Linked DNA regions of Mus musculus: region 2 is linked to region 1. The links are chromatin loops, found by intact Hi-C in ENCODE. Cell type or tissue: left cerebral cortex. All regions are shown on one strand. Each heading gives the region's core, and the rest is flanking DNA. Links, peaks and the distances in the headings are about the cores only.

Evidence for each region. Peaks named below come from ENCODE experiments on the same cell type or tissue, not always from the same donor. Only the 100,000 strongest peaks of a DNase experiment are listed, where the experiment ranks them.
Region 2: a loop joins it to region 1, with 2.7 times the contacts of the local background. A loop is called at or near these places in 11 of 42 quality-filtered maps.

Annotation. Positions count from the first base shown.
Region 1 is chr8:84,036,756-84,041,755 of GRCm38, forward strand. Il27ra (interleukin 27 receptor, alpha) reads right to left here. Exons shown (of 14, transcript NM_016671.3): 3 at 4,177-4,334; 4 at 3,919-4,076; 5 at 2,723-2,879; 6 at 2,541-2,614. Among named protein-coding and RNA genes, the nearest start is that of Il27ra, 3.3 kb to the right of the region's middle. In left cerebral cortex, for the core only: a CTCF peak has its summit at 2,476 (motif pointing right); DNase peaks (open chromatin) are centred at 2,482 and 2,840.
Region 2 is chr8:84,102,005-84,108,304 of GRCm38, forward strand. Dcaf15 (DDB1 and CUL4 associated factor 15) reads right to left here and starts at 2,793. Exons shown (of 13, transcript NM_001357322.1): 1 at 2,613-2,793; 2 at 952-1,049; 3 at 742-877; 4 at 160-266; 5 at 1-67. The coding sequence starts at 2,744. In left cerebral cortex, for the core only: CTCF peaks have their summits at 1,419 and 2,373; DNase peaks (open chromatin) are centred at 1,750, 2,413 and 2,940; H3K4me3 peaks cover 1,570 bases; H3K27ac peaks cover 1,019 bases.

The DNA.
Region 1 (5,000 bases), core at 1-5,000:
GGTGTGCTAGCCCATATCTATAATCTCAGTATCCAGCAGGCAGAGGCAGGATAAGTTGACACAAATTTGAAACTAGCCTGGGCTACGTGTAACCCTGTCTTAAGGAACAAAAGTAGATCTATAGCAAGCAAGATACCAACTTTACATAAAAGGCAGCTTTGATCCTGCACCTATTGGCCGTGTCTTGTTTTGCCCTGTTCCTGGCTTGAGTGGTAGTCAGACCAGATTTAAATAACAACCAAACCAAACCAAACCAAACAACCTGGTCTTGGCACTTGAGTTTGCAGGCTTGATTCTAGAGCTGGGGAGGTGGCTCGATTGGAAATGTTTGCTGTGTAAGCAAGCCTAAGGACCTGCGTTCAATCCACGGCACACGTGTTAAATGCCAGACACGATGGCATACTTGGAACCTCAGTGCAGTAGAAGTGGAGATAGGTGGATCTCTGTGACTCACTGGCCAGCAAGCCTACCTTGGTAGGAAAGCTCCAGGGAAAGTGAGAAAGCATGTCTCAAGAAACATGTGGTCAGGGCCTCTGGCTTCCTCATGTACACACACCTAAACATATGTGAATACACACATGCACATACACAAACATTGATCTTTTTCAAGATTTTACGTGTGTGTGTGTGTGTGTGTGTGTGTGTGTGTGTGTGCGTGCACGTGTGTGTGCCTGAGAACATGACTTCATTTTCCAAGAAGCCAGAGGATTCCCTGGAAGTAGAGTTACAAGCAGTAGGAAGCTGATGTGGATGCTTGGATTAAACTCACATTCTCTTAATGTACTCTCTCCTAATCACAGAGCCATCTTTCCAGCCCCACATACATTTATCTTAGTGTGTGTGTGTGTGTGTGTGTGTGTGTGTGTGTGTGTGTGTGTGTGTGAGTACACCACAACACCCAGATGATGATGATGATGACGACGACTTCAAGATTCATTAGCCAGGCATGGTGACACACACCTTTAATCCCAGCAGGTGAATTCAAGTTCAAGGCCACTTTGGTCTACAGATTGAGTTCCAAGACAGCCAGAGCTATACAGAGAAACCCTGTCTCAAAACAAACAACCCAGTCTCAAAAAAAAAAAAAAAATTCCTCAGAGACCAAAAGAAGGCATTGGATCCCTGGAACTGGAGCTACAGACAGCTGTGGAGCTGAGATGTGGGTTCTGGAAACAGAGTCTGGGTCATCTTCAAGAGCAGCCAGTGCTGAGCCATCTCTCCAGATCCACATCCAGCTTTTTACGTGGTTCCTGAGACTGAATTCTTTCATTCAAGCTTGCTTCACCCCCTTGTCCCTTGTCCTCTGACCTCCACGAGTGCACACGCATGCACACATCTCACATACAGAAGGCTGGTCTCAAATTTTATATCTAAGCAAGGATGGCCTTGAACCGTCCCTGGCCCCCTTGGTTCCCATTGGGATTCCAGCTGCACCCCATCACATCTGGCTCATGCAGTGCTGTGGCTAGAGTCCATGACCTCGGACACTCCAGGGAAGCTCTATTTCTGGGCTGCACTCCAGCAGGACCTAAGAGCTTTGGAACATTGATTAAGGGCTCCTGCCCTGCTGCACACCTCCGGCTCCCTCCCCTGTGGCTTTGTAACTTCCTCCCCAGTGGAAATGTACAAGGATGAGAATGTGTAATAATTTAAGTGATTCCAGAAAACTCTAGCAGGGCACAATATTTAACACCTTCAATACTACCACTTAAGAGACAGAGGCAGGTGGATCTCTGTGAGTTAGAAAGTATAAATGGTATACACACATGCATTTACACCATATACAAACATATATGCCTTTGCACGCATGTGTGAATACACTTACCTACATGTGTGCATGCATATGTGTATACATACATTCACGTGCAGGCACCCACACACATCTGCATGTTCACATGCACAATAAACACATGTCGAACTAAATGGATGACATTTAGCTGTGTGGCTCAAGAGTCATGGTATGTTTTATTCCTTGTAGAGTTCAGCCATGCCCAGCAGATATTAGATGTTCAACAGAATTTTTTCAGTGCTGAGTGGGGAGCCTGGAATCTCATACACTCTTGCTAAGTATTCTGTCACTGAGTCCCCCTTTAAAACTTTTTGTTCAGACTAAGTTGCCCTGAACTCACTCTGGCTGGTCTTGAACATGCTTTCTTCCTGCCTCAATCTCTTGAGCAGGTGGGATCATAGGTGTGGGCCACCTTGAATCAGGAGACTAGGATAGGCTCTTCTACCTGTTGACAGCAGCGCAGGGGCAGCCCGGCAGCGTGCTATGGACATAGACACTGAGTCTAGTACATGTGTTACATCTTGCCAAGCTGCACTGATATCATGTCCTGAATCCAGACCTTCATATCTTCTTTCTCCTGCCTGTCCCAACCAACACACCTCAGAACCCCTACAGGCAGACCCCACCAACTCCTGCTCGCACAACTAGCGCTTCAAGAGAGCTCTGCAATCCTAGAAAAAACCTCCAGGGGGCAGCAGAGGAAGCCATTGCTGCTGATAAGTTCCCAAGCCCCTTTGGTCATGAGGCTCACCTTCCAGACAAGCAGGGCTGCCCGTTTGCCAGAAGTTTCACAGACGGTCCCCGATACCCACACATCTTCAGGATCTGATGAGGATGAGAAAAGACAGGTGAAGTTAGATGAACAAGACTGCCTGGCCTGTGGTGGTGGTGGGCTGAGGCCCAAAAGTGCAAGACAAGTGGAGCTGTCCTCACCTAAGAATGGCGTCTGGAAGGACAGGGGCGAACTCCACTCGCCCCATGGATATCCGTTCTCCACCTGGCAGCGGCCAGACACCTGGTAGCAGGTGCCAGGTTCCAGGTTCTGCATCTCAACAGGAGTCAGCCCATCTGTCTTCAGCTGGGGCTCCAGCTGGGGAAACAGATGGGGCCACCCTCTGTTGAGAAGACTTTTTTCTTCTTTTTCCAATGCTATGGTCCTGGCTCTGACACAAGGCTAGGCAGGACCTCTATCATTGAGTTACATGAAACCTTTGGGGTGTGTGTGTGTGTGTGTGTACAGATGTATGTGTGTACAGATGTTGATGTTGTGTCTTCTGTTGCTCAACATCTTATTATTTTTAAACTTTATTTACTATTGTGTATTATTGTGTATATTGTATACGTGGGGAGGGGGTCAGAGGACAAGTATAGAGTAAGTTCTCTCCAGCTACCTTTGTGTGGGTCCCTGAAATCTAATTGAGGTCATAAAGTATTCATGACCACTGCCTTTCCCCACTGAGTCATCTCCCTCTTCCTCCACTTCATTTTCTCAGCCAAATGTCTCCCGGACTCTGGAGTTCACTCATTTGTTAGACTGGAAGGTGGGTCAGTCCTGAGGTCTGCCTGACTGCCTCTGCTGAGGTTACATGGTGCCACCGTGCCCGCCTCTTTCACTGGCTGCGGGGCCACACGCTTGTGTGTCAGGTACTGTTTACCGAGCCATCTCCCAGCCCCCGCCTGCGCGTTGGTCCTTTTATTTATTTCCTTTTTTTGAGACAAAATTTTAACTGATTAGGAAACCCATGCAGGCCAGGTGTGGTGCTGCACACCTTTAATCCCAACATGGGAGGCAGAGTCAGGTGGATCTCTGTGAGTTTCAGGCTAGCCGGGATCATACAGTACCCATCCCCCAAAGCTACTTGGGCAGAATTTAGGGATGGCAGCGAAACCCCGTCATCCTGGCGCTCAGGAAGACAAAGCTGGAGGACCATGGCTTTGGGCCAGCCTGGCTACATAGCCAGACTCTATCTCAAAAAATAAGCAACAAATGAACCAAGTTGCCTGTGAGGCCATCTATGAAGGACTTGGGGTGACTCCGTGATAGGCACCAAATGAGACTGTGCTCTGTAGGATTCGGGATGCTGTCCCATCCTCTGCAGAGAGAGTAGGAAGGAAGCCCAGACACTCACCCGGGTCCATGTTTCAGCCTGGCATTCCTTGTACCGGAACTGACAGATGAGAACTTTCTGCGGTGGCCACACGGGCGGCGCCCACTGCACAGTGGCCTCCAGGGTTGCTTCCTCAGAAATATCCACTTGAGAGAAGATCTGGGGTGTGTCTGGCTTCACTGCAAATGGGAGGCCAGAGTGCACTGAGCTCAGGCCTTCAGCCACCCTCCCACGCTCCCTGCACTATGCCCCCCCCCACCCCCGCCCACGCTTCATTACTTTGGGTCTCCAGGTTCACAGAGACAGAGGACCACAGAGGCCGTCCCTTTTGTGTCCCCCAGATGAGGAGTTTGTCAGCCATGGTGAACTGTTCCCGGGGAATGGTCACCCAACTCTGTTTGGAAGGCACCTTCACCTCCCAGACTCTATTGGGATGGCTGTGAGGAGAGATTGGGAAGAGATGCTCGTTGGCACAGCCTAAGCCCCAGGCTAAGCTTCCAGCCCTGCACCAACTTCATGCCTCACCCTGCTCTGCTTGGGGTCTGAATCCCTTGCTCTTAAGTCAACACCGTGACCTGAGGAGAGTGACTTAACCTCTCTGTTCTTCTTTAAAATGTATGCAGTACACCTACTTTCTGAAAGAACTCAACAGTGGGCCGGGTGACTGACAGTTTACACCCGACAGTTCACAGCTGTCATCCCAGCACACAGGAGACGAAAGCAGGATTGTTAGAGGCCAGCTTCACAGGGTAAGACCCTGTCTCAGAAAACATGCTGTTCCCCGGGGCTCCTCCCAAGGTGCTTTTTCTTTGTCCTTTACTTAGCGCAATTGAAATGAAGTTTCCAGATACACTCTCCCCTGGACCCTGAACCCCAAACCATACCAGAACCAGCTATTGTTGTTGTGATTACAAGCGCTACACTGACTTTTTTTTTTTTTTGAGACAGTTTCTTACAGCCCACGCTGATCTCAAACTTGTTGTGAAGCTGAGGTCGCTCTTGAACTCCTGATTTTCTTGCCTCCATCTTCCAAGAGCTGTGTTTGCAGGTGTGTGTCACCATGCTGCTTAGAGTGAACTCAGAAATTCAAGTTACCTGCCCGA
Region 2 (6,300 bases), core at 1-5,000, 65 kb after region 1:
GATGTCACGATGGTTCTCATCGCTCATCATCATCATGTTCATGAGCATCCCGTTGGCCGAGCGGGTGCTAGGGGTAGCACACCCTCAGCCTCGGGCCCATGAAGGGGCTGCGAGCCCACCCTGCCGGCCCCACGCCACCCTGCCTGCCCCTAGTCTCACTTGAAACCAAACACGATGACCTTGGAAGCGTCGCTAGGCCACTCACACACAGTCAGGTACAGGTCACTGTAGATCTCCTCGTCCTGGAAGAGCCGCACCTGCCGGACCTAAGCGGCATGCTCCATCAGTGCGAGCCTAAGGAAGGGCTACACCAGAAGCACACTAGCTAGAAAAGAGCTCCCATTGCAAGTGGTCCAGACACTCTCTGGCCTGAGCCAGAGAGAGCCCTGCAAGCTGGAGGGACCCTGACTGAATACATTACCTCTATGCCCATGGGAACAGAAACTGAAGTCGCCCTACCAAGAGGCAGGGCTCCAGGAGGAATGCTAAAGCCACTGTGACAACCTGTGTGAATCTAAGAAATCTGCCTGCATCCTGGCCCAGGCCAAGGCTATCAGATGGGCTATATGTGATACCTAAGCCAAACGAAATCACCAGTTTGACCTAAAAATTCAGCAACTCTCCAAGGGTCGCCCCACTGGTACAGCACTGCCATTTACACACAGGACACAGGCTGACTGATACAGGAGCAGCTGAGGCCTGCTGTCTGAAGGGTCAGCCCAGTGCAGGGCCTAGTCCTACCAGCTTGAGCTTGCTGTGGACGTTGAACTCCCACCAGTAGAGGTGATATATGTAGAAGGAGAAGTCGTCATCCCCACTGCTGCTGGTGTAGGAGAGGACATAGCGGCCACACTTGGAAAATCCCAGGAAGATATGGCTGTGGGCAGAATGGGCAGATGAGGACACGCCCACAGCCCGACCTGCCACCACCCAGCCTAGCTTCAGCCTCACCCTGCATAGAGAAAATCCTCATCTACGATGTTCTTGAGGGACACGCAGACCCTGGGGGGCAGCTTCCGGAAAAGACGAGGTGAGAGCTGCCCACTGATCTGGGGAAGAGACAGCCAGGGCTCTTTAGCCAAGCAGCCTCCCAGCCTCCTTCCCAGAGGCCGAGGCTTCCCCAGGCCCACTGCTGGGGCAGATGGAGACACCAAAGCCAAGTGACCTTACAAAGCACCCCACCCCCACCAAGGACCCAGGTTACATCCCAGCCGTAGCCCCGTTTGGATCCAGAGTCCTCCCAGCCCTAGCCCTACGTCTCCCTGTGGAAGGATCCCTCACTGGGACAACTGACTCCTTCCTGAAAACTGACGCATGAGACTAGGATGTGGGGCCATGCATTTATCTGCCTGCTCCCAATTAGCCCACAAGGGGACCCATCTCTCTCTTGATAATGTAGTTACTGTGCAGACTACAACTCACAGTAGAGGCGAGGACAGCTTGCAGGAGTCTCTATGTCCTCTCACTGCGTGGCTCCTGGGGATCTCACACATTATTAGGTTTGGTGGCAAGAGCCTATACCTATAGAGCCTCCGAACCAAAAGCTCCCAGTATTCCCAATGCTCCAATCCATTATTAAGAAAACCCCTTTCTTAATTAACTGCCAATCAACTGTCACACCCTAAAACATCACCAAGGAAGGATCTGAGGAAACAGGCATAAAGCTGACCACTGGGGAGCTATTCTGGCCCGCCTTCAAAAGATAGCCATCTAGTGGGAAAGAAGGCCTGGCACCTTGCCCCTAGTTCATCTCGACCCATGAAGGGAATGGCTTTGTCAGACAAGCCTTCCTGAGAGGATATAACCCTTGCCCAGGGAGTGTCTAGGCTAAGGGCAGAGCCACAGCCTTGCTTAGGGAGCACCAGGAAAAAGCACAGTTCGCCCTTACCCAGTTCCCAACTTCCTGTGCACATAGACAATCTTGCTCCACAGCTGCCCACCTAACATTATTCACATCCCTGTCCTTTCAGGTGTCCTCTGACAAGGGAGACAGAGCCCTAAGTGGCTTCCACTTTGAGAAGACCTGGCCCTACTCTGGAAACATTCCTCCATTCAATGAGTGAGGCAGACCTAGGTACAAGCACTAGATATAGAGATGGTCAGAGCTTGGACAGACAGGGAGCATCCAACAGAGGCTGCCCATTGTCGGTAGCAGGGGCTCTTCAGGGGTTTGGGGGGGTAGCTCCAACAAGGGGCAGTGCTTTGAAAAATCGGTCTAAACCAAGGTCTCCCCTTCCTCCAGATTCCTCGGACAGCTTCTACAGTAACCCGCCCATCAGCCTCCATCCCCGGTCTTTCCTCCATGATTCTCCCCGGCCTCCGCCACCCAAGCCCCTTCCTTCTTCACTGATCTCGCCTAGCAGCCTTCATTCAAGGCCCCCTGCAGGTGACCCGCCTCACTGGCTGCACACAAGTCACCAACCTTCGCCAGCCCAGCCCGCGCCTCAGCACCAGCCTCCACACCGCCAAACCCATCCCCATCCCCACCGCCCGGCCCGCCCAGCCCCCTCCCGGCCCCGCCCCCCACCTCGCCGCGCCGCCCTCCCTCCGCCGCCTCCCGCGTCCCCTCCTCCTCACAACCGGGCGCGCTCGCCTCAGACGCCAGGCCTCACCTTGACTCGCTCCAGCTGCTTGAGAACGTGTTCCCGCCGCCGCCCCACCGCCCGCTTCCCCCCGGTCCCCCCAGGGCCTCCGCCGGCGCTCCCGGCCCCGCTGTTCCGCTCCGATTTCGAGCTGGGCGCCATTTTCACCCCCTCCCTCCACTTCCGGAGCAACCGGTCCCTTAGCCCCGCCCCTGGCACTTTCTGATTGGCCTTTTCTCCTTACTGCGGCCGGCCGGTTGGGTGACAGCCGGCATTCCTTGTCGCTTCCCGCTACGCTTGTCCATCAAAGCTATCTTGGTTTTTGGTTGGTAAAGATGGTAACAGCTCCCGCCTTATTCCCGCCCTTCATTAAAGATAAACCACTCAGAAACCACTTTGGCGCTCCTCGGCCAAAAAACTTCAACTGAATAGGCGAAGATTTCTGTCAGGCTTGACATTGTCACGCCCCTGAGTGGGTTTCCGTGGAAACCACTGGCCGTCCAGCGGCCTGTGGGCGGGGCTATGGGAACCTGTGGTCCATAAGGGCCAGAATCTCCAGCCCTGGCTCTGGCTCAGGCTGGGAGGGCCGAGGCCTGAGGAGCATCCCTGGGCAGCTAGGGAGGAGACCAGGAAAAGGCGGTGGGGAAAAAAATGGCTCGTTTTAAAACATCTTCCAGGCCGGGCGTGATGGTTCACGCCTTTCCAGCACTTACGAGGCAGAGGCAAGTGGATCTCTTTGAGTTTGAGGCCAGCCTGAGTGAGTTCTAGGATAGCCAGGGCTACACAGAGAGACTCTTGTCTCAGAAAAACAAACAAAGAAACAAAACAAAGCATCTTCCGGACGACGATGACGATGATAGCATCAGACAGATATCATGCTGTTTTTAAAAAAATTAATTTCCATGGGTCAGGCGTGGTTCTGAGTTTGCACCTCCTGTGGAAGGCCTGTTAAGCCTATCATACTAATTAATAATGGTAATAAATATTACGGGACATGACAGCTTCATGCACCAGTTTTGCCTACATTCACTCAATCTCTGCAATGGTCCTTTATTTTACACGTGGAACAGGCATAAAGTGAACTCCCCTGAAGACATGGCACTTGTGTACCCAGACTGCTGGCTGCTCTTTTTACAGCCACATTCGGTTTATTGAGAACCCAGCTAACAGGACAGGTCATAAACAAGGAAATGAGTACCTGTCCTTGAATTCCAGGTATGGGTAGAAAGGCAGTTGGATGCAAAGTAGCTTTGTGAAGCGGGGGAGGAGGAATATTCCAGCAAAGACAAAGGTTTCTGGAGAGGTTCAAGACTAACCTGCCATGATGTATGGATTAGTGATGGGGACACTGCTGAGAGACTTACTAGGTGATCTCTTCTTTATGCAAAGACTGGAGGGCTCACTAGCAGCCCCCCTCCCCCCAGCATGAGGAGAAAATATGACCATGCATGTGCAGACCCAGCCTCAGCTGAATCATAGACTAGTGGACCCAGAGCAGGAGGGAAAGGAAGAGCAAGGAGGCAGTGTGTGTGTGTGTGTGTGTGTGTGTGTGTGTGTGTGTGTGTGTGTGTGTGTTTGTGTGTATGTGTGTGCGCGCGCACAGTGTACAGATGAGATTTTGCCCATGAAAGTGTATGAAAAGACAAGAGGTCAAAAATGGTCTTCTCACTCTCCACCTTAATTTAGGGATGAGTTGTTTGTTTGGTTGGTTGGTTGGTTTTGGTTTTGGTTTTGGTTTTGGTTTTGGTTTCTTAGGGCCTCACTGTATAGCCTTGGCTGACCTGGAGCTTGCTATGTAGACCAGGCTGGCCTCAAACTCAGAGGAAACCACTGCCTCCTGAGTCTTTCACTGAGCCTGGAGTTTGTGATTTCTGTTAAGAAGCAAGATCCACCCAAGGCTGCTGTAGTGGGGAAGGAAACTTTAAGGAGAAACCTGTTTTACTGCCCCTCCTCATCTTCAGAACTTCTACTACAGACACTCCTTCCTCTAGGAGGAGGGGCTTACTTGCTCCCTGGTATGGGCACTTAAATTAGTGTCTTTATAGAATGAGGGGAGCTGGGCATGCGTGGTGCTGCCTACCTTTAATTCCAGTACTAGGGAGGGGCAGAAGGTCTGTGAGTTCTAGGCCAGCCTGGTCTATATAGAGAGTCCCAGGCCTACCAGGGTTATGTAGTGAGACTGTGTCAATCAGTCGATCAATAGCAAACAAAACAGAAAGTAAACGGAGGGCAGTAGAAGTGATCTGGCAGATAGCTCCTTAACCAAAAAGCAAAGTATGACTGTCAGCTGTGGGCCATGTTGCTCTCATGACACATAATAGGTCTGAGGAAAAACACCTTTTTGGTTTTTTTTCTTTCTTTTTAGTTTCTGTTACTGTTGGTGTGTGTGTGTGTGTGTGTGTGTGTGTGTGTGTGTGTGTGTGTGTGTGTGTGCATGCGTGTGCGTGCGTGCATGCGTGTGCGTGCGTGCAAGGACATTATGGCATGCTTCTGGAAGTCAGAAAGCAGCATTTATGATTGAGTCTCTCCTGTCTTGGATTCCTAGGTCTTTTATTTTGTTTATTTATTTTATTTTACTTTTATTTTCGAAACAGGTTCTCTCTACATAGCTCCGGCTGTCCTGGAATTCACCATGTAGACCAGGCTGGCCTCGAACTCAAAGATCTGCCTGCCTCTGCCTCCTGAGTGCTAGGAGTAAAGATGCTCACCACCACGCCCAGCCAACCGCGCCCAGCCAACTCCTAGAATTATGTTCTCTTGTTAGGCTTGTATGACAAGTGCTCCTTAGCTTGCTTGCTTTTATTTATTTGTTTGTTTGTTTATTTATTTATTTATTTATTTATTTATTTTGAAGATCTTACTATGTAGCCTTACTGCTCTGGAAATTTCTATGTAGACCAGGTTGACTTGAACTTACAGAGATCCACTGGCCCCTGTCTCCCAAGTGCTAGGATTAAAGCTAACCACCATCATATACAGGCCCCTTCTTTAACTTAATCTAATTTTCCTTAGAAAGGGTCTTGCTGTGTAAGGCTGGCCTTCAACTCTGGATCTTCCTGCCTTGGCCACTCCAATGCTAGAATGACAGAAACAAGCTACTACACATGGTTTCTAAGAATAATGTACCCTCTGATATCATCCCTAAATTTTATAATCTAACCCTGAGAACACACCAAATATTTGTCCCTTATTCAAGGACATTCTATATAAGACAATAGATGAAAAATGAGCAGAGGCTAGATATGGTGGCACAGGCCTGGAATCCCAGCATTTAAGAGGAACTGAGGAGAGGTCTCAGTGCTTCAGAGTATTTACTGTTTCTGTGAAGGTCCTAAGTTCAATTCCCAGTATCCACTGCCCATAACTTCAGCTGGAGGTCAAAGGGATTGGGGGGAATCTAGTGCCCTCTTCTGGCCTGTGTGGGCACCTGCACTCACAAGCACATACACACACACACACAGAGAGAGAGAGAGAGAGGTAATTAAAAATAACTCAGTGTTTTTATTTTAAAAAAGAAACCAAGTGGGACAACGGTAGTACAACTTAATCCTAGCACTTAGGAGGCAGAGGCAGGTGAGGCCAGATGGTCTGCAGATGGAGTTCCAGAACAGCCAGGGCTACAGAGATAGACTCTGTCTCAAAAGAAGAAGAAGAAGAAGAAGAAGAAGAAGAAGAAGAAGAAGAAGAAGAAGAAGAAGAAGAAGAAGAAGAAGAAGAA